Linked DNA regions of Homo sapiens: all the other regions are linked to region 2. Evidence: chromatin contacts called from ENCODE Hi-C or POLR2A ChIA-PET data. All regions are on one chromosome and are shown on one strand. The core of a region is the stretch at or near the end of the contact, and the rest is flanking DNA. Distances in the headings are between cores, read along the strand shown.

Evidence for each region. Hi-C counts contacts between places; a loop is a spot of excess contacts on that map. ChIA-PET counts read pairs that join two places held with the same protein, here RNA polymerase II (POLR2A). Pooled maps may share reads with other maps.
Region 1: a pooled map shows a loop between it and region 2 (6-fold over the local background). The contact joins the enhancer-like site here to the promoter of PKM in region 2. A Hi-C loop is called at or near these places in 3 of 37 single-sample maps with no recorded cell type and 6 of 50 pooled maps.
Region 3: a loop to region 2 is called in a pooled map, with 10 times the contacts of the local background. The contact joins the promoter of CLK3-AS1 here to the promoter of PKM in region 2. A Hi-C loop is called at or near these places in 4 of 50 pooled maps. POLR2A ChIA-PET finds 5 or more read pairs at or near these places in 2 of 52 experiments (activated CD8-positive, alpha-beta memory T cell and activated T-cell).
Region 4: a loop to region 2 is called in a pooled map, with 8 times the contacts of the local background. The contact joins the promoter of RPLP1 here to the promoter of PKM in region 2. A Hi-C loop is called at or near these places in 3 of 37 single-sample maps with no recorded cell type and 12 of 50 pooled maps. POLR2A ChIA-PET finds 5 or more read pairs at or near these places in 5 of 52 experiments (AG04449, T-cell, activated CD4-positive, alpha-beta T cell and 2 more).
Region 5: a loop to region 2 is called in a map of endothelial cell of umbilical vein, with 8 times the contacts of the local background. The contact joins the promoter of TLE3 here to the promoter of PKM in region 2. A Hi-C loop is called at or near these places in 2 of 168 maps with a recorded cell type or tissue (endothelial cell of umbilical vein and naive thymus-derived CD4-positive, alpha-beta T cell), 6 of 37 single-sample maps with no recorded cell type and 14 of 50 pooled maps. POLR2A ChIA-PET finds 5 or more read pairs at or near these places in 1 of 52 experiments (Caco-2).
Region 6: a loop to region 2 is called in a map with no recorded cell type, with 20 times the contacts of the local background. The contact joins the enhancer-like site here to the promoter of PKM in region 2. A Hi-C loop is called at or near these places in 2 of 37 single-sample maps with no recorded cell type and 8 of 50 pooled maps. POLR2A ChIA-PET finds 5 or more read pairs at or near these places in 1 of 52 experiments (activated CD4-positive, alpha-beta T cell).
Region 7: a pooled map shows a loop between it and region 2 (29-fold over the local background). The contact joins the promoter of CSK here to the promoter of PKM in region 2. A Hi-C loop is called at or near these places in 5 of 37 single-sample maps with no recorded cell type and 9 of 50 pooled maps. POLR2A ChIA-PET finds 5 or more read pairs at or near these places in 1 of 52 experiments (naive thymus-derived CD8-positive, alpha-beta T cell).

What each region holds. Positions count from the first base shown.
Region 1 is chr15:74,396,157-74,398,856 of GRCh38, reverse strand. No RefSeq gene overlaps it. Among named protein-coding and RNA genes, the nearest start is that of MIR6881, 14 kb to the left of the region's middle. RefSeq lists enhancers at 1,057-1,106, 1,127-1,546, 1,136-1,769, 1,787-1,986, 1,156-2,355 and 3 more. Within about 2 kb of position 1,361, at least 9 of the 41 ENCODE cell types and tissues checked have a DNase peak (open chromatin) inside an H3K27ac peak, as active enhancers do.
Region 2 is chr15:72,229,865-72,232,564 of GRCh38, reverse strand. PKM (pyruvate kinase M1/2) reads left to right here and starts at 1,375. Exons shown (of 11, transcript NM_002654.6): 1 at 1,375-1,449. RefSeq lists silencers at 934-1,433, 1,994-2,503.
Region 3 is chr15:74,614,351-74,617,050 of GRCh38, reverse strand. It overlaps CLK3-AS1 (CLK3 antisense RNA 1), which reads left to right and starts at 1,259. Exons shown (of 9, transcript XR_007064715.1): 1 at 1,259-2,700. It overlaps CLK3 (CDC like kinase 3), which reads right to left and starts at 1,215. Exons shown (of 13, transcript NM_001130028.2): 1 at 1,153-1,215. RefSeq lists enhancers at 1-460, 461-1,072 and silencers at 1,161-1,700, 2,121-2,440.
Region 4 is chr15:69,451,374-69,454,073 of GRCh38, reverse strand. RPLP1 (ribosomal protein lateral stalk subunit P1) reads right to left here and starts at 1,256. Exons shown (of 4, transcript NM_001003.3): 1 at 1,054-1,256; 2 at 353-427. The coding sequence starts at 1,125. RefSeq lists enhancers at 711-820, 971-1,220, 1,501-1,550 and a silencer at 901-950.
Region 5 is chr15:70,096,580-70,099,279 of GRCh38, reverse strand. TLE3 (TLE family member 3, transcriptional corepressor) reads left to right here and starts at 1,363. Exons shown (of 20, transcript NM_001105192.3): 1 at 1,363-2,505. The coding sequence starts at 2,482. RefSeq lists enhancers at 1-43, 131-1,105 and silencers at 36-185, 256-335, 1,925-2,094, 2,105-2,224.
Region 6 is chr15:69,757,835-69,760,534 of GRCh38, reverse strand. The region is part of intron 2 of LOC107984788 (a long non-coding RNA gene); the gene reads right to left. Among named protein-coding and RNA genes, the nearest start is that of LINC00593, 76 kb to the left of the region's middle. Within about 2 kb of position 1,359, at least 5 of the 41 ENCODE cell types and tissues checked have a DNase peak (open chromatin) inside an H3K27ac peak, as active enhancers do.
Region 7 is chr15:74,780,679-74,783,378 of GRCh38, reverse strand. It overlaps CSK (C-terminal Src kinase), which reads right to left and starts at 1,299. Exons shown (of 13, transcript NM_004383.3): 1 at 659-1,299. RefSeq lists enhancers at 22-597, 1,640-1,709, 1,730-1,849 and silencers at 830-1,089, 1,200-1,419.

The DNA.
Region 1 (2,700 bases), core at 112-2,611, 2.2 Mb before region 2:
GGCTGTTATAATAATATCCAGAATAACGCTGTATGAATATTTGTGTACAAGTTTTTGTGTGATCAGATGTTTTCAACTCTTTGGAACATCTATTTACCTGGGAGTGGGACTGCAGAATCCCATGGTAACTCTGTGTTCAACGTTTTGGGCAACTGACAAACTGCTTTCCACAGAGGTGATACCATTTTACATCCCCGCCATCAGAGTGTGAGGGCTCTAATCTTGCCACAGTCTCACCAACACTTGTTATTTTCTCTGCCTTTATTCTTTCAACACACACACACACACACACACACACACACACAGAGAGAGAGAGAGAGAGAGACATTGAGACAGGGTCTTGCTCTGTCACCCAGGCTGGAATACAGTGGTGCAATTTTGGCTCACTGCAATCTCCGTCTCCTGGTCTCAAGCAATCCTCCCACATCAGCCTCCCGCGCAGCTGGGACTGCAGGTGCATGCCACCACACCCAGATAATTTTGTGTATCTTTTGTGGAGATGAGGTTTCACCACATTACCGAGGCTGGTCTCGAACTCCTGAACTCAAGAGATCTGTTGGCCTTGGCCTCCCAAAGTGCTGAGATTTCAGACATGAGTCACTGTGCCTGGCCTTCAACACATATTTTGTTGAGCCCCTGCTTGGTGTCAGGCCTGTGCTGGGGTAGGGGATGCAGGGGTCCAGGCTGCTCTTGCAGAGCCAAAGGGACATAGATGTGACCCAGTGGTGGCTGGTGCTGAGTGGAGGGAAGGAGGAGGTGAAGTGATGGGAGTGACCTGCATGGACAGTCAGGGCAGGCTTCAGGGAGGCAGCGTTTGTGCCCTGGGAAGGTCTTGGCTGTTACTGTCCAATCCCAGCCTCTGTCCCTTCCCAAGTCCCCAGGATGAGTGGTAGTCAAGGTGCTGGGTGCCTCAGTGTTATAATGTGAAAAGTCTCAGCCTGGCCTGAAACTCACCCATTAGAGCCCTCACCTGCAGATTCTATGCCCACAGCCCAGGCCAGATGAGGAAACTGTGGCTCAGAGAAGGGAATGACTTCCCAAAGGTCATCCCAAAAGGTAGTGGCAGAGGGAGACCAGATCCCTGATCTACAGATGCCCAGCCTGGGGTCCTTTTAGCTCTGATGGGGTGAGGCCTGGGGCAGCATGAGGCTGGGAGCAGGGAAGATGGGGGAGGGCAGGAGGCTGAGAGAGCCCAGGTGAGAGAGGGCCAAGCTTGAAAGGTTTTCCCAGGCTGGGGGAGAGGCCCTGGTCAGGATGTGTATGGGTAAGGGGTGAGATACAGAGGTCCCTGGGGCGGGCCCAGACCTGTTTCTCCTTTGCCCAGTTTCAGTTCTGTTTTGCTTGTCCCCTTCTGTTTTGCGTTCAGAGTGGGTTGGGGTGGTGGTGGGGTGACTCTTAGCCCCCATCTTGATCCCCATGGTGGGGGATGAGGAGATGGGCTTAACTCCAGACACCACTTTCAGTCCCCCTTTCTACCCCCACCCAGGGTCCCCCAGTCTAAGGGCGGATGCGGGAGGCCTGGCTGGGTCCGTCCTCACAAGGAGGGGCAAGCTGGGCAGAGCCTGGCTGGCCTCCCCTGCTGCCATACCTTGGAGCCCACAGCCTCCAGTGGGTAGTGACTGGCCCCAAATCTAGACATAGGTAATGTTTGCTTAGTGAGCTCATGTGCTATGGGACTAAGTTGAAATGCTCTGCCCCTTACTCATACACCCTTATTGACTCACAGGTCCCCAAGGTGAGTCACGCCCACATCAGGTATTGTGGGTGTATGAGACATACACCCACTGCAAACTGGGATGCAGTTTCCAGTCCCCCTGCCAGCATGCTTAGGGCACCAGGAAGGGCAGTGGGTGCTGATGGGCCCCAGATTTACCAAAGATGACTCCAGTTGGAGGCCTTGGACTGCTGTGGGCTTGTCAGGGGCCTTTGTGGCCCTGGGAGGAGGTGTCTGGGGCTGCTCCAATGTCTTTGGGGTCTCTCAGGTTGGGGTGGATCCTTTGGGAGTGCTGGGCACTGGCAGAGACTCAGGCCGCAGGGAGGGGACTTGCTTTCCCTCTGGCTCCCTCAGGAGGCCTCAGCTGCAGTGCTGGGTGCTGGCTGTCCTCAAACCCATGTCCTCCAGCCCCCTGACGTCTTCTCATTTCCTCATCTCAGGTTTCAGCCCACTCAGGCTGACGTTGCCTTCTGATCTCGTTTTTCAGCAGCCCCCAGGTCTCCGTGGCTGCTGTGCAGAAACGCGAGTGGTTGGGGGAAGTCCACATGATGCTGGCCTTGAAGAGCCTCCTGCCAGCCAGGCCTCAGGAGGGCTCACTTCCCCATTGCAGAACTCCTGCGGAGACCCAGGGGCAATTTCTGGTCTTTAGCACAGGGCCTCTGAGGGGCTGGCTTTTCCTAGGGGCTGCCCTGGTGCTGTGGCACCGTGGGGTGGGGGATTTCGGCAACGCCAGGGGCTCGACATGGCTGAAACTTCTTTGGACAGCTCAGCTACCCCAGGTAGAAGCCTCTGTCCCTCCCGGAGCCAGGCCTGTCCCAGCTTCGAAGTCAGATGTTGGGACATGCTGTATGCCTTTGGGACGAGTAGCCCCGTGGGCTCAGAGCTCTGACAGTGAACCCAGATGGGGTTGCTGTGAGGCACTGGGCGGGTCTAAACAAACAAGGTGCTGTGTGAGTGCATAGGTGCGAACAGGCTGCTCCAAGGGA
Region 2 (2,700 bases), core at 126-2,625:
GAATCTAACCCTCCCTAGGGGGGCATGTCTTTTTTCCTTCTCAACAACTTCATGTTCTTTCACCACCTTAATAATCAAGCATTTCCTTCCCAACAACAACTAAAGGGACCAGGAAAGACTTACAGAAGAAAGTGAAAGATTTTTATCTCACTTCAAACAGAAATTTACTTTTAGGCTGTCACTGTCTCCTCCCAGCTTATCTGAGCTAACAGGAAGCGAATGAAGGCCTGTGATTCAGCTGCAGGCAGCGGGTATGCCTGAGCAGGTCACACCCATTTGGTCTCTTTTGCCAGGAAAATAAAAAAAGAACCTAAGAGAACGGTCTTCACATTTTGAATGCGCAACATTGTATCTGTGAATGAAGGCAAGAGTTAACAGCTGTTTAATTGATAACTGCTCGCATCATTAGTTGCTGGCTAACAACTGGGAAATCAGAAAATGTCTTGTAGAAAAATGTAAGAAAAGTTCCAACAATACTGACTTAAACACGACAAAGGTGAAAACAGAAATGCTGACTCCTGCATAGGTTATCGGCCCTAATGTTCTGACTTGATATTTCCAGATGCCCAGCTCTGCGCTAATATCAACACCGTCTATTTACTTTCTACTCTGAGGCATTCGCTCTGCAGGATTCCAGACCCTACTAAATTATTCACATGGCCCCAACCGGTCCTTCCTTGTTCCGCGGTCCTAACACAATGAATGGTCCTAAGAGGAAAACGGCCTCGCGCTCCCGCTCCAGGCCCACTTCGCAGTCCCTAGTTCTCCCTACTGCCGCTCCAGTGCCAGAGCCCCTCCGAAGGCGGCCAGGACCTCCAACCACGCACAAGTCTGCAGCTCTCCCCAACTTTCCGTTCAGCTCAGTCTCCGAGGGTGCGCCAGAGCAGACACCCGGAGGAGTGGGGAGTGGCAGGGCGGGGCCGGGAGAATGCTGCCCCGGAACCCATAAATCTGGGCCCTGCCCAGGTAGGCCGGGACAGCTGGGGTGGCCTGGGCCGAGAGCCAAGAAAAGACACCCCATCTGGCAGCCCAACTTGGCGGCAACAGGTGGCCCGGCGCCCGGGGGTCTGGGAGGAAAGTCGCTCCGGGGGCGGGCCCCGTTGCCCCGCCGCGTCCCCATTGGTCATCAGGTTTCTTAAAATGTGACTCTGAATCTGTGTCCTTCCGCCGCAGAATTTAGTCCCACCGAAAGGGCAACCTGCCCGCGCGTTCCGCCGCCGCCGCCGCGCTTCCTCCTGAAGGTGACTGCGCCCGCGGGGACGCAGGGGGCGGGGCCCGGGTCGCCCGGAGCCGGGATTGGGCAGAGGGCGGGGCGGCGGAGGGATTGCGGCGGCCCGCAGCGGGATAACCTTGAGGCTGAGGCAGTGGCTCCTTGCACAGCAGCTGCACGCGCCGTGGCTCCGGATCTCTTCGTCTTTGCAGCGTAGCCCGAGTCGGTCAGCGCCGGAGGTGAGCGGTGCAGGAGGCTACGCCATCAGTCCCCACCAAGGGCCAGTCGCCCGGCTAGTGCGGAATCCCGGCGCGCCGGCCGGCCCCGGGCACGCAGGCAGGGCGGCGCAGGATCCAGGGCGTCTGGGATGCAGTGGAGCTCAGAGAGAGGAGAACGGCTCCTCACGCCTGGGGCCTGCTCTTCAGAAGTCCCCAGCGCCGTTCCTTCCAGATCAGGCGGGTCCGCCGGCTCCTTTCCCGCCCCAGCCCTACCCCCTCATTCTGGTCCCATCCTCTTCCTCCTGCCCCAATCCTCAATGCGCCTCCATCCTCGCCTGCCTTCTCTCGGTCCCTCGTGATTGATTCCACCCTTGCTTCCCCTTTCTCCGCGCCGCCTGTTCCGTGCTCGTTTTCCCCTCTTCCTCCTTAAGTCTGGTCCTTCCACCCCCTCCTCTTCAAGCTGTGCGTGTCCCCTGATTCTAATGCTTTCTGTGTAACTCATTGAAACTGCGTTCTGGTTCCCCTCCCGCGTCCATTCTCCATTCATGCGCGACCGCCCTTCCCGCGCCCCAGTTCCCTCTCGCCGCCCCTCCCCCTGCTTGCTGGTCACGTCCGCTCCCCCGCATCCCCTTCCTCGCCTGGCGTGTCCGCTCCCTCCCTCCCTCTCTGCTCTGGTCGCGCCCGCCCACTTGCTCCGGTCTCCGAGCGCGGTCCCACCCCCCTTTTCCATCACCGCCTCCCAGCTCCCAGCAGGCTCGGGCGGTGCTGAGGCCCCGTGTCCGGGGCGGGCGGGCGGAGGGCTGGGCTGGGTGCCCCGCGCGGCGGGCGGGATGCGGCGGCCCGGGGGCAGCTGGAGACTTACGTAACGTTGGCCTGCCCCGCTGCCGGGAGGCAGGGCGGTTGCCCCTGCGGCGCGGTGCCGTCCCCTGTGGCCGGGATTAGATGGGCGGCCTGCGAGGGCCTGGGAATGGCTCGGGGCCCGAGAGCTCGACCGGCCCTTGCCGGGTGGCCGCCAGGGACCACGCTCCATCTCGCCGCGGCCGGGCTGCACGTAGCGGCCGCGCCCAGGGCCCACCCCGCTTCACCGGGCGATGGCCTTGGGCCTCGTAACGGGCGGGATAAACCTCTGCAGGCTTTGCTGGGGCCTCCTGGCCCTCGCCCGTTCCGCGCCTCTCCGGCACGTTTCTTTCTTTTCCTTTCTTTTTTCTTTCTTTTTTTTTTTTTTAATTATCCGGCACATTTTTTAACAAATGCGTCCTGATTGTGGAACGC
Region 3 (2,700 bases), core at 10-2,509, 2.4 Mb before region 2:
ATAGCAGATATCATCCTCCCAGCCAGGGCTCTAGGGCCCATTTCTCAATTATCTCTGATTCTCGAAAACCTCAGCAAACAGCTTGTTTAAAAAGCAGCTAAAGGCCACAATTATGCTTTGGGAAGCTCTGCTCTGCACAATGAGGAAAAAGGTGATATGAAGAAAACCAAGCCAAGGATGTCAACTTTGAGCACAGGCCTTGTCGGCTTCTCATTTGCTGTTCCTGGCCAGAGAACTGGGCTGACTAGAAGTGCAGCCAGCCAGGTCAGCGGCTGCCCTCCCGGATTCCAGCCACCCCAGCACCCATGGTTATTTTTGGCTGGACTGCCCTACCACTGCAACCTCAAACCTGCCACCTCGCAAGCCTCCACCACCAACGGTGAAACGCTCCTCCTTTTCAAGGGCATCAAGAAGGGAAGCTGGAAGGCCGCCAACTCCGCCTCTGATGGGGGCCTGGTTCAGGCAATTTCCACCCCAGCTCCACATCAGGGCACCCACACCCGGAACTAAAGCTAGAGACTCCCGGGCGGGACGGAGGAGCAGCCAGGGGATTTGAACTGTCAGCTTGGCCTAGCCCATCCTCCGGGCTGGAGTGGCTCTACCACCACAACAAAACACACAGGGGAGCCTGCGCCCTCGTTCGCGTCCCTTCCTGCCGCCCCAGGTCCCAGGGGGTCTCAGAGTCCCATCCCCTGTAACCGCCACCAGTGGCGCCGAGGGGAGACCCGGGGACAGAGGGAAAGCCGGACTGGGCCAGAATCAAACTCCAGGCCGCCAAGGGAGGAGTCATCTGCGGACTAAGCCTGAAGCCAGGGGTAGGGGAGGGGTCTGAAGGGCTTCTCTGGCTCTTCTACGTCGGACCCCGACCCCATTCCGCGGGCAGGCACAGAGCCCAAACTGGACCCTTGAGCGGCCCCAGAGGCCGTTCAGGCTCCGCCTTCAACACCGTGGGGTCGAGGTCAGGGTCTGCAGTGACCGCCCTCCGGGGCAGAAGCAGCGGGTCAGGGGTGAGAGGTCGCGGCCCGATATGGGCCGAAGAGGAGAAAGAAAGGGAGTAGGCCGAGACCGAATGGCACCAGCGCGCCTGCCCCGCCGACTCACCCCCGGCCGCCGCCGCCGCTGTCGCCGCCGCGGACCCCAGCCCACACTTACCGTCTCCCAGGCTCCGGCTGCAGCTAGGCCCCACTCCCCGCTCCGAGCGCCTCTTCCGCTTCCGGCTGCGACCTCCGCCCGTGGCAGCCCCGCCCCCTCGCGTGACGCAGCCGTCGCCAGCCTCGGCTCGACCCGGCTCGGAGGCCTGGCCGCTCTAGCCCCCGACTCGAAGGCTCCGGGGCACCAGCCCTCTCCGCTCCGGCGGGCGCCGCGGCCTAGGAGACTAGTTCCGGGAGGGCCGAGGGGACGAGCCTGGCCCGGCCCGCCTCCCGCCGTGTCGCGGCGCACGTAGGTCCCCCGACCTGACAGGTGCGCGGCCCGGGCCGGCTGGGCTCTCAGAGCCGAGAGGTGGGGCCCCGACCTGGCCGTGGGGCTGGGCCCGCTCCGTCGCCCCGACCCCGCGTGGTCCGCCAACTCCCTCCTGCGCGCGGAGAGGACGGGCATTGTTCTCGGGGCCCCGGAGAGCGCGAGAGCGGCCTGAGGTCTGTGTGCCGGAGCTCGGGAAGGCGGACGCGACTCCGCTTGCGCGAAACGAGCGAACGACACATTATTATCTTGGTGTGTGCGGGTTTTTTGAAAGCCGTGGTGGCGCTCCCAGCTCGCCAGTGCGTGCGGGGCAGTTTCTGGGAAGATACCCTAGAGCTACTCTGGCGGGGCCGGAGTCTGGAGGGAGGAGATCCCCTCTCCTTGAGCCCCCTCCTGTGGAGCGGCTTCCTGCCGGCCTGCGTGGCCTCTCAGTTAAGACTCCCCCGCTAGACAAAAGCCCCGCCGGCTGCGTCTCTGGGCCACTGGACAGCCCCCTTTTGCAGAGGCCTCGAGCGTGGGGTCACCAAAATCCCTGACACCTACTGTCCCGCGCCGGGTCGGACAGGATTACGAGGCCCCACTTTCCAGATGAGAAAACTGAGGTGGGGATCTTTTGAGACCTCACTGTGAGCGTGCGCGTCCCGCCCGGTCTGGGAGTGGCGTCCCCGGCCTCGCGAGCGTCGCGCAGTGAAGCGACAGGGCGTGGCGCCTAATTGTCCCCACGCCACGCGAGGGCTAGAAACCCGCAGTCGGGGCGGACCATCCCTCCAGGCACCGCCCCCTCCTTGGGACCGCTCCGCGGGGGCGCCAAGGGTTTCCCCAGCACCGCCCCGGCGGCCGCCAGCCAGCCGCGGCCCCGCCCATGCCCCTCCCCGCGGGTCTGGGCCCGCCCCTGAAGCGGGGAGGTGTCGCAGGGGAGCCCCCCGCTTCCGAGCTGCGGCTGCGCATCAAGTCCTTCGCCAGCGGCTCTCCCTGAAACGGGGGGTTTCAAGGCGTGATTTGTAGGGGTGTTTAGTATCCCCTAAATCTCTGCCAGCTCCACCATGGCTATCCGAAGTAAACAACAGAAGCTAATTCAAAACTGGGTCCCCTTCCAAAAAATTACAAAAATTAGCCGGACTGGGTGGCGCATGCCTGTAGTTCCAGCTCCTTGCAGGGGACTGAGGCAGGAGGATCGCTTGATCCCAGGAGGTTGAGATTGCAGTGAGCTATGATCACACCACTGCACTCCAGCCTGGTCGA
Region 4 (2,700 bases), core at 7-2,506, 2.8 Mb after region 2:
CTGGGTGACTCCGTCTCAAGAAAAAAAAAAGAAAAAGAAAAAGAATTTGCTTGCAACTTAACATGCGTAGTACCTATCTCCCGAGTGACCCTTTTTGGGAATAAATGACCTGATTCACATTTTTTTTAACCATGGTTTCAGAGCAAAAGGGAAACCAGAGTCTGATAAGGAAACGTAAGACTTGACAAGCTGAAATCTTATTAGCTCCTAGAGATATACATGCAACGAAAAACACCTAGGAGATCCAGCGGCATGTGGGGCGTTATGGCACCGCTGGGGGTACTTTAGCATGTACAACTGCCCTCGTAAATCAGCAGGCCTTACCACAATCACTTTGCCACCATCACCTTACCTTTGCAAACAAGCCAGGCCAAAAAGGCTCAACATTTACACCGGCTGCTTTAATGAGGGCATTGATCTTATCCTCCTACAACAAATAAAAACGTCAATCCATCAAAACGTAGCGTATGTAATATCTCCAAAATGCTGCACGTCACTCAATAAGTGTACATAACATGTTTAACCAGCTCAAATATTCTATCACAAGCAAAAGAGATGTGTGCCAGGCGCCCTGCAATGAGGCGAGCCCATCACTGCTGTTTCACGGGCTGGGACTTGCCTGAGTCACGCGGCTATTTTTAAGTTACAAGACCTGGGAGGTGGAGCCGAGCTCGGGCGCCTTCCTCCACGACCGGGGGAATTCAAGGCAATTACACCGAAAGAGGTCCGAGTAAGTGTCCCTGAGAGAGACGAGGCACGGGTCAGGGTGCCCAAGCACTGCGGAAGAGCTTTTCTACACGAAGGCTCTTGGAGCCGGAGCGCCCAGCCTCAAGCGCACTCCATGCCCGCTGGGCCCGCACGTGGTCCCGGGGGCCCAGGACCTGCCCGGAGAGAGGCCCCAGCCCCGAGGAGCGCCCGCCCTATGCGGCCTGTGTTCGCGGCCTGGCCCCGGCCGGAAGTGCTCAGTCGAACGGCCTGGAGCCGGGAACCGCATGGAGAGCCGAAAGTCACCGCCCACAGGCAGCCCGGCCGCCGGCCCGCGCCCGCACTCACCGTGACTGTCACCTCATCGTCGTGCAGAATGAGGGCCGAGTAGATGCAGGCGAGCTCGGAGACAGAGGCCATGGCGCGGGCGAGTGTAGGGCTGGCGCTGCCGGACGCGGTGCTAGTCGCCGGATGAAGTGAGGGCCTCACCCCAACGCAGCCTTAGCTTCCTCGGAAGGACCGAGCACCTTGGCGGCAGCTGAGGAAAGGGGCTCTCGCGCCTATACGCAGCCTCTTATGTGTCCACGCGGACCAATCGGCGCCCGCACCGGGCGGAAGAGGCGGACCCAGGACCCACTGAAGGCGCCTGCGCACTGCGCCTGATTGGTTCTTACTGTTGAGAAAGTTTCTCAGCGCCTGCAAATACGGTCCCACTTTATTTGGGTAAATTATAGGACCTGAGAACGTTAAAAACACTTTTAGGTTAGGGTTGCCTAGGTATTCGGACTTCGCCTCCGTTGGTTCCATGAGTTGCTTGACTTGGCAGGAGCTCCGCTGTGGCCCTGGTGACATTGTTCGTAATCTCCTGGTTAGGTCGCGGCCTTCCCAGCCGGCGCTGACCCTGAGAGTAAGGGCTGCGTCCCAGCTTGGAGGCCCCTGCTTAGCGCAGGACCTTGGTTGAGATAGGTAGATGTAGGAGGATGAGAGAAACTAACAGCGTTATGCTAGCAGAAGCCGTAGAGCGCTTACTATGTCCCAGGCACTGAGCCACATTCTGCAAGGATTCACGTAATCCTCACACACCAGGAGTTGGATGTTATCTCCATCTTGCATATGGCAAAATTAAGTCTTAGAGCTGGTAAACTAGCCCAAGATTATGTAGTTACCGCGCAGTGGAGCGTGGATTTGGAATCTAGAAGCCTAACTTAGACCCGGTAGCTAACTCAAGATTGCATAGTTCCGCGCGGTGGAGCGTGGAGTTGGAATCCAGAAGCCTAACTTAGACCTGGTAACTAACCGAAGATTGCATAGTGCCGCGCGGTGAGCGTGGAGGTGGAATCCAGAAGTCTAACTTCACTGCCTAGTGCTTGGGGGAAGGAGGGATTATGGGTAAGCTGTCTACAACCCGTTATTTGTTATCTAAACCCAATTTAAATTCCTACCTTCAAAAATGGTCATCTTTGCATTCCTCGTGGAATTTGCTTAGTTTACCGGAAAGTTAGTTCTATGTATATATATCTTTTTTTTTGGTGGGGGGGGGGCACCTTCTTTGTTTAGTCCATCCCATTATTTAATAATCATCTCTGAAGAAACATTTCTGTTGGAATCCACCGATCTAGAGTCCCACTTGGGTCAATCTTAACTACAAACATAAATATTTTCACATCCGGAATTTTTTAAAAAAGCATTTATAAAGCTATCAAACTTTTAAAAAATAAAGCTGTTGAGTTTTCATCCAAATCTAAGCAGCCATTATAGTGGAATTTTGGTCAAGAAAGGTTAAAGCTATTAAAAAATCCAAACATTTCCAAAGCTACAATGAGTCAGTCCAAAATACTGTTTGTCCAGCAGTGTACATAAAAAACTGATCTGCCGGGTGCGGTGGCTCACGCCTGCAATCCCAACCCTTTGGGAGGCTGAGGCGGGTGGATAGCCTGAGGTCAGCAGTTCGAGACCAGCCTGGCCAACATAGTGAAACCTTGTCTCTATTAAAAA
Region 5 (2,700 bases), core at 114-2,613, 2.1 Mb after region 2:
ACCTCCGGCTCCTAATGAGGGGAAAATATAGATCCGGGGACGCGCGGCCGGCTCGCGCGCGGGCTCGCGGACTTGCCGGGGAGGGCCCCGGGGGTCCCGCCTTGGCCGTCCACCGGGCGGTGCGCGCTTTGAGGTCCACTCCCTGCTTGCTCGTCTGCCCCGCCGTAACCCCGAGCGCGGGAGGGCGAGGCCATCGGTTTGCGGGCAAGCTGGCCCCGGAGTCGAGTGGCCTGTGCGACCAAGCGGGGGGTCCGGGGGGCCCGGGGCCGGGGCGAGCGAGCGGGGGAGCGTCCGCGTCCCTCGGAGTGTCCAGGCTAGCGACCGAGACACCTACAGGCTTCCGCCAACGCCGTGGCACTGCCGGGAGCAGGCTGAGCAAACCAGGTGGGAACTCGGAGTTCCCGGGCCTCGGCCGAGCAGGGTCCCGACCCCATCCCCAACCCCCTCAGCCTGGGGATGCAGTGAGGAGCCCGCGCGGCGAGGCTGCGTCGAGGGTGAAGTTGTGCCCACGGGGAAGGCGCCCCGAATGGGGCCAGCCGTGGCTGAGCCTGTTGTCCACGGGCAGCCGGGCCCTTCCATCTGCGCTGCCCGCCTAGCCAGAGTCCCTCAGACTTCTCCTCGCAGGCAGCCGCCGCACATCAAAGGAGCTGTTTATTTGGCTTTCTGAAAAGAAGGGCGAGTGAACAAAGGAGAGCTGGGGGCTAATGTGGGGGAGGCGGGCAGAAGAAGGGGTGAAGAAAAGGGGACATCCTGAGTTCCGAGCAAATTTTTAAAGGTCGGAGGCAACTTTAGGAGCCACCGTTTTATCAGTCCTAAATCTTTTGAAGTGAAAACATTAAAGTGACAAAGTGATTGTTTGTTTTATAGTATCTAATTGGGCTGCTTTGCAGACCTAATGAGATTAGAGGGAGGAATCGTTCGCCGCCGCTGCAGAATAAACTGATACATTACTACCAGCCACAGGTTTTGAAGATTGTACAGCTTGTCTTATTTTCTTTTGTTGTTATTCCTCTGTCTTCCCTCTTTCCTCCTCCCGCTAAATAATTATTTGCTAGTAGACCGTGGGAAAAAAAAGGAGGAAAAAAACTCGAGCAGCCCAGGACTATAATATATATCTATTTATTATATGTCTTTCGGTTAATTCCTGATCTGAGGAGCGCTGTTTTTCACTCCCATGCGAAAGTCACCAGCGGGTAGGGCCTGATTGCTACTTTTCATGCATAGTTTTAGACACAAGAGGGCATTGTGACGTCGCGCCCAGCGGCACCCAGTCGTAGGCCGAGTCCCGCAGCCCCACGTGGGGGCCCCGCGCTCCCATTGGCCAGCGCCGGACGAAGCTGCCACATTATTTTGTTACTTTTCAGTCCCTATTTGGAACTGCTCTCGCGGCAGTTCAGACCTCGTGCTCGTCCCCTTCGCCTGTCTGTGTGTGGTATCCGTAGGTCCGGGGCACTTTTTTTTTTGGTGTGTGTGTGTGTGCGTGCGCGCGTGTGTGTGTGTTGGGTGTGTGTGTTTTGGGGGTTTGCCGGGGCGCGGAGAGGAGAGCCGGGCCGAGGGGAAGGAAGGAAGCCGTAGAGCTCCCCGGTCTCGGGCTGCGTCTCCCCTCCAGCGCTCTCCTGCCTGTGCGCTCCGACGCGGCAGCGGCGGTGGCGCTGAGCGCTCCTCGGTGGGGACGCGGTGCTCAAGCTGGGAGCAGCGAGAACCCTTTGCGGAGGCTTCCCGTGCCCGCTGGACTTAGGATGCCAGGGCGTTTGATTTGCACCTACTGAGCCCGGAGTTCCTCCCCGGCCCTGGGAAGGGCTTGCAGCGGCGGCGGCGGCGGCGGCAGCGGCAGTAGCAGACGGAACAGCAGGCTCTCCTCTCCGAGGGGGGGCGTCGAAGCGCCCGCGCCGGGCTCCCGCCCTCACCCTCCGGCGCTCCTGCGGCCCCAAGCCACCACCTCGTAGCCCGCCTCCTTCCTCTTCTCGCCGCGAGCCCCAGGCCCGGACGCCTCTAGGATCGGACCCGCGCGCCCCGGATGCTTGGGGCTGCCCCGGCGCGCCCCCCTACAGGCGCGACCCGCTGAGTGACCCGGAGGGGGCCCGAGCTCGCCCCAGGAGGGGCCCCCGGCCTCGGGACCCCGCGCCGGACCTGCTGGGGAGCCGACGATGTCCGCGCAGTCCCAGGCATTGACGCGCTCGACGCAGCCCAGGGAAGGCGGCCGGCCGCTGCCCGCCGAGCCCTAGGCGCACAAAGCCCGCGCCCGCCGCCCGGCCCCGGCGCCCGCCGACGACTTTGCCGCCTGCTCCGCGGCTCTTTGTCTCCACTTGGGGCGGGCGCCCGACTCTGGGATTTCGCTGCGAGAACGAGCTGGGGGGGCCGGGGGCGAGCTCTCGGTTTCCCGGCCGCCCCCCGCTCGGGCTCGGCTCCCCCCTCCCCCGCACCTCCCCGGCCCGGGCTCTCGGCGCTTCCACGCTCTCGGAATCACGACCCCTCCCTGCCATGTATCCGCAGGGCAGACATCCGGTGAGTAATTGCAACTCGGTTTATTTAAGCATCTATCATGGCAGGGTAAACGAGGCAGTTTATCTGGCACCTCCATTTTGCTTGTTGCTACCTTTATGGTGTGTGTGTTTGTGTGTGTGCTCTCACACAAAGGGGGATGCGGCCGGGGGGCGCCGTTGAGAGAGGAGGTTAATTCCGCGCGAGTGGCGCGGGGGG
Region 6 (2,700 bases), core at 110-2,609, 2.5 Mb after region 2:
GCCTCTTCTGTTCACTGCAGTCAACAGTCTCCTGACCTGCCTGCTCTTTGAGATCTTGTAACATTCACTTCCCATGTGCTAATTTACTCATGTTACTATCTGACGATAATGTGCATTTTGCAATGTTCTGTTGCAATTTAAAGGAAGAAAGTTATGATGTCTTGAGGATAATGGCACTCTTGGGGCCAAAAGAAAGAAGCTGGAGTCCAACTAAGCTACTTTCTTCCTATCTGATCTCTGAGAAGTTATTACCCTCAGTTTGTTCATCAGTAAAATCAGGGTTTTTCTAGACTTGAATATCAGATAAGATAATCGTCCTAAACATGCTTTGTAAACTGTACAATTGTGGTGTATATGAAGAATAATTAACATCATCTTCATCCTTTCCATCATTACTGTCAGCATCATCAGCATCATCACTGCACTTCTATTTCACTTCCCATGTGTTAACATACCTGGATAACACATATTTGTTATCTCCTAAGCTGGACTGTGGGTCTCTCATGGTTAGGGACCTAGCGGCATACCTCTGAACCTCCTTATCTTACACATAGCACAGGGCTGGGTACACCGTTGATATCCAGTGACTGTTTCTCAATTGATTGATAAACTCAGATGAAAATAACTCAATAGGAGAAAGCTATATATGACAAGGAATCTTTCAGAGGTCCTGTTTTATTTCTTCCTTTGTTGTAAAAATAACAAATGGAAAGAAGTACATTATTAAAGTCAGCAACATCTCTCCCCGCACCTGACAAGAATGGTCTTGCACATTTTTTTTGCCATATCCCTTGACAGCACCAGGACACTTCTCATTCCATAGTCTCATCCAACCTTCAAGAGAATCCTTGAAAAGGAAACAGGGAACCGCAGGTGCATAACGTCCCATTCTACAGTCAAGTGAAGTGAGGCCCAGCAACATGATCTCACTTACTCCAAGATGGAGCATTGAGTCATTGGTAAAACCCCGCCCATGAAGGAGGTCTCCTAACTCTTGGCCCTTGGATGTTTTGAGGTGGACACTGATTCCACTGAAAGAGAATTTTCTACCACTAATCAAGGAGACAGAGGTTTTATAAATGATACCTTATTTATTCTTCATGGTGTCCTTGAAAATGACCTATCATCATCTCCTTTGTATCCATGAGGAAACTGACACTCTGAGAGGTGAAGTGACCTGCCCAAGGTCACGGAGAAGAGGTGGGGCCAGGCTCTCATTTCCCAGTACCCACTGAGCACACTCTAGGCATGTGGGCTGAGCCTACTGCCGGGCTGTGAATCTCTCCCCCCTGTTCTCTGGTTCCTTGATTCACAGGAAGTTCAGGTCAACCACATCCTGCCACGTCTTTGCAGACAAGATAACGATCCCCACCACCACCATTCTCTGTCCCACCACAGCCCAGCAAGGGCAGACAGGCTTCCTTTACTCTTTTGATAACCACTGTATGTCACAGCTAAAAGGGGCCTAACTCTGAGTTTCCCTCCTTTAAAATCATCTGGTCCACATGCTAATGGTCCAGAATCCCCAGGTCATCTCTATAGCTTGAAATAATCATTCTAAAGTAGGGGTCCAGGAATCTGTATTTTTAACAAGCATCCTGAGTGATTCAATGAGTGTTCAAGTTTGGGAAACCACTAGTTAAACCCTGCTGGGATGACTTTTCCCTGTCATCCCAGTAGTGTAGGCTGGGTTGTATCTTTGTCATACTTACTGTGTCTGTTATAAGGGGCCACTGAATGCTACTGAATTTGTACTTTGCCATTAAGGAAGAAGGCCTGGAAAGTTAATTAAGCCAGCTTGAGATCTAACCCGTCCAGCTCTGCATAAGCAAGAGGAATGATGCATTTGGAGGCCCTCCTGAAGAACTCCCAGCATGCCAGCCTAAGTCCACATGTTCATCATCTGAAGCCACCTTCTTGGAGTGATCTGGAACTGACCCTCAATCCACAAACATTAACCTTTAGCCCAGCAGTAGGCAAACTACTTCCTACAAGCCAAAGCCTGCTGCTTGTTTTTTGTGAAGTTTTATTGGCACAGAGCCACACCCATTTGTTTATATATTGTTTATGGCTGCTTTTGCACTACTATGGCAGAATAAAGCCTAAAATATTTACTATCTGGCGCTTTACAGAAAAAGTTTGCCAACCCCTGCATTATCCCATCTATCAACCAGCAAAGCTTCATTCCTGTGGCTGTATCAGATGGCCTCTGGCTTTCCCAGTCATGTACCCACAGTATCACAGCAGCAGAGTGCTTGAGCACCTCGTAGGGACTTTAAAAACATGTTGAATGAAGAACCATCACAATGAGCTATTTCAATTTCCATTATGCAAATGAAAAAAATCACAGCTTTTAGAAACATTAATTATGTAAGCCAAGGTCTAAGAGTTAGAAAGTGCTAGAATTAGACCGGGAACAGTGGCTCATGTCTGTAATCTCAGCACTTTGGGAGGCCAAGGCAGGCAGATCACCTGAGGTCAGGAGTTCGAGACCAGCCTGACCAACATGGTGAAACCCCATCTCTACTGAAAATACAAAAATTAGCTAGGCATGTTGGCAGCTGCCTATAATCCCAGCTACTTGGGAGGCTGAGGCAGGAGAATCACTTGAACCCAGGAGGCGGAGGTTGCAGTGAGCCGAGATCACGCCATCGCACTCCAACCTGGGCAACAAGAGCAAAACTCCGTCTCAAAAAAAAA
Region 7 (2,700 bases), core at 50-2,549, 2.6 Mb before region 2:
ACAAAGAGCCTAGGAGAATGGGCTGCCCAGGGTGCCAGAAGGTGGGGGCATGGTGCTAATGCTCCGTTACCTCCCCCCGGGCAGAAGGCCTGCCCAGTTTCCCACCCAAAGATCCCTTGGCTTAGGCCTGGTCTTCTGAGAGGCCAAGGGTGACAGGCTCAGTCCTAGGACCTGGGCTTCTAACTGCTCACCCGAGGTGGCTGGGCCCTGGGCTTGCTTGCAGCCCGCAGGGTCATGGTGGGGTAATGAGGGAGGGGTCAGAACCAAGCAAGCCAGGGCACCTGCGGGGAGGCCCTGTACAGGGAAGGGCAGGGGAGTCCAGCACTCTCTCTAGGGACCTGGCCCATACGGATCCTCTTCCTCCAGACTCCAGCCACCTCCTACTCTGAGCTCCACAGAGGGGGGGACTCGGGATGACCCGAGAAGACGAGTCCGTGGAGCTGCAGGGCAGTACCTCCCTCATGCACTCCCTTCCAATTTGGGTTCTGACAGTGGCTCCTGGGAGAATTCGAACCCGTGCAAGGGAGTAAAGGAGAGAAGGGAGAAGTGGGAGAAGAGGGGAATGGGAGTGGACGCGACAGTGGCAGCAACAGAGACTAGACGCGCGACCTCCACCCTCTTCCCTCCAGGGGACACTCCGGGACGGCCAGGCACTCACCTCTCTTGGGGCACTGCGGTCCGGGCCACCTCGCCGCGGGCGGCATCAGCGGCCTGCGGGACGGTCCATGCGGTCAGGGGGGAGGGGAGGGGCGCAGGGGTCCCCAGGGGGTGCGGTACAAAGAGGTATGGGTGCAAGGAGAGGGGAGGAGGGACCGCCAGGCAGAGGCAGGGGGACGGACGCACGGCCCGGGTCGCGGAGGGAAGAAAGGCGGGGGAAGGGGGCGGGAGGGAGTCGGGGGGAGGAAACAATGTAGCCGGCGCGGCCCCGGCAGAGTTCCGCTTCCGAGCGCCGCCACTGAGGTTCGATTTTGGAACGTCGCGCTGGCTGCCGGGGGCCGCCCCGGACGCTCGATCGGGGCCGCGGGGCTCCTCGCGCTCCACGCCCCGCGGGCTCCGGCGGCCAGAGGCTGGCTGGGGCGGGAGGGACGGCGGGCCGGGTTACGGCCCCGACGGCGGCGCAGCCGGGCGGTCGCCCGGCTCGGACCCCACCCCGGCAGAAGCCCCCGGGCAAGGCGCGGGTGGGGCAGGAGCGGGAGGGCGGCAGCGGGCTCGGCGGCGGCGGCGGCCAACCTCGGCTCGCCCAGGGCTCCGCTGGGAGGAAGCTCGCAGGCCTGGCGAGAGGAAGCGCGGCCCGGATCCTCCGCCCGCGGCAGCGCGCCTGCGCGAGGGGGCCTGCCCGGCGCGCGGCGGGGCGTGGGCCGGCGGGGCGGCGCCCCCTGCCGGGCGCCGGGGGCACTGCGGGGGGTGTGTCCGCGCCCACGCCCTGCCCCCACTTGCCGCCTGGCTGCGTTGAAGGCTCCGAGGGTCTCTCCTCAGCCGGCCTGGGAGCAACCTCCCAGCCTTCTCTGGACGCAGCTTTCCCGCTGCAGAAGCGCTGGGGGCCGGGCCTGGGCCCCTCTCCTCAGGTCTGTTTGTGGAGAGTGGGCCTGATTCGCAGCAGAAAGCCTTCATTCATTCATTCACCAACATTTCCTGGCGCTGACATCGTGGCGGAGCCTGCTCTGGAGTCTATTGGCAAGACCATTTCACTACCGTCAAGGCGTTCTCGGTCGGGTGGGGGTAGGCTGACAGGCCGACAGACAACGGCAAGGAAATAATTGATCAAAGTGGAGAGGTGGTGGACACGGTTCCCAGGAGGCAGAAAGAAAACTAGGGCTAACGGGGAGACCTCACACCTCACAGAGCCGGGACCAGGCAGAGGGAACAGCATGCACAAGGGCGGGGAGTGCGGAGGGAGCTTGGTGGCTTCTGGGATCTAAATATAGCTCAGGCGGCTGCCGCTTGCAGTGTGGGTGGGGGAGAGTGGTGGGAGATGGGTTCCTGCAAACAACAGGGGCAAAAGAGATCCAAAGAGCCTCATGGGACTTTCTTGGAGTTTATGTTCAGCCTGGAGGCAATAAAGAAGTTGTCAGCAGCTCTGTGACCTTGGGCAAGTTACTTAACCTCTCTGTGCTTTAGTTTCCCCATTTGGTAAAATAGGTGATATATAATGGCACCGACTTCTTAAGTTTTTGTGGGGAGGGGAGGAAATGAGTTAATACGTTTAAAGTGCTTAGTATGCAGTAGCTGGCACGTGAGGAGCCCTCCGTTAAGCAAGGGCTGTTACATCACTGTTAACGAAAAGCAGGGAGATGACCTGCTCTGAGCCACAGGAGAGGACAGCGTGCTCAGGCATGACAGGGGTGGGAGAGTGCAGGGTGGCGGGGGAACAGAATGGGGATGCAGTGATGAGGGTGAGACCGGGGAACAGAATGGGGATACAGTGATGAGGGCGAGACCAGAGACTCCAGCGTAGGGAGGAGGTAAAGGTGGGGGACTTTCTAGGGACTAGACCCTGAAGCAAGGGTCAGGCTTGGGTGGACAGAGGGAAGAGGCACTCTTGGGGTTGGGGGGGAGGAAGTGGGGCATGCTGACAAAGTCTTGGAACACAAAATAAGCATGAAGAGGCCCGAGGGAGCGAGAAGAGGGCAAACAGCCCTGTGGGAGACGGAGCTGGGAGACAGTGTGGCTGCAGATTGTTTTAAAGAGCCTCGGATGCCA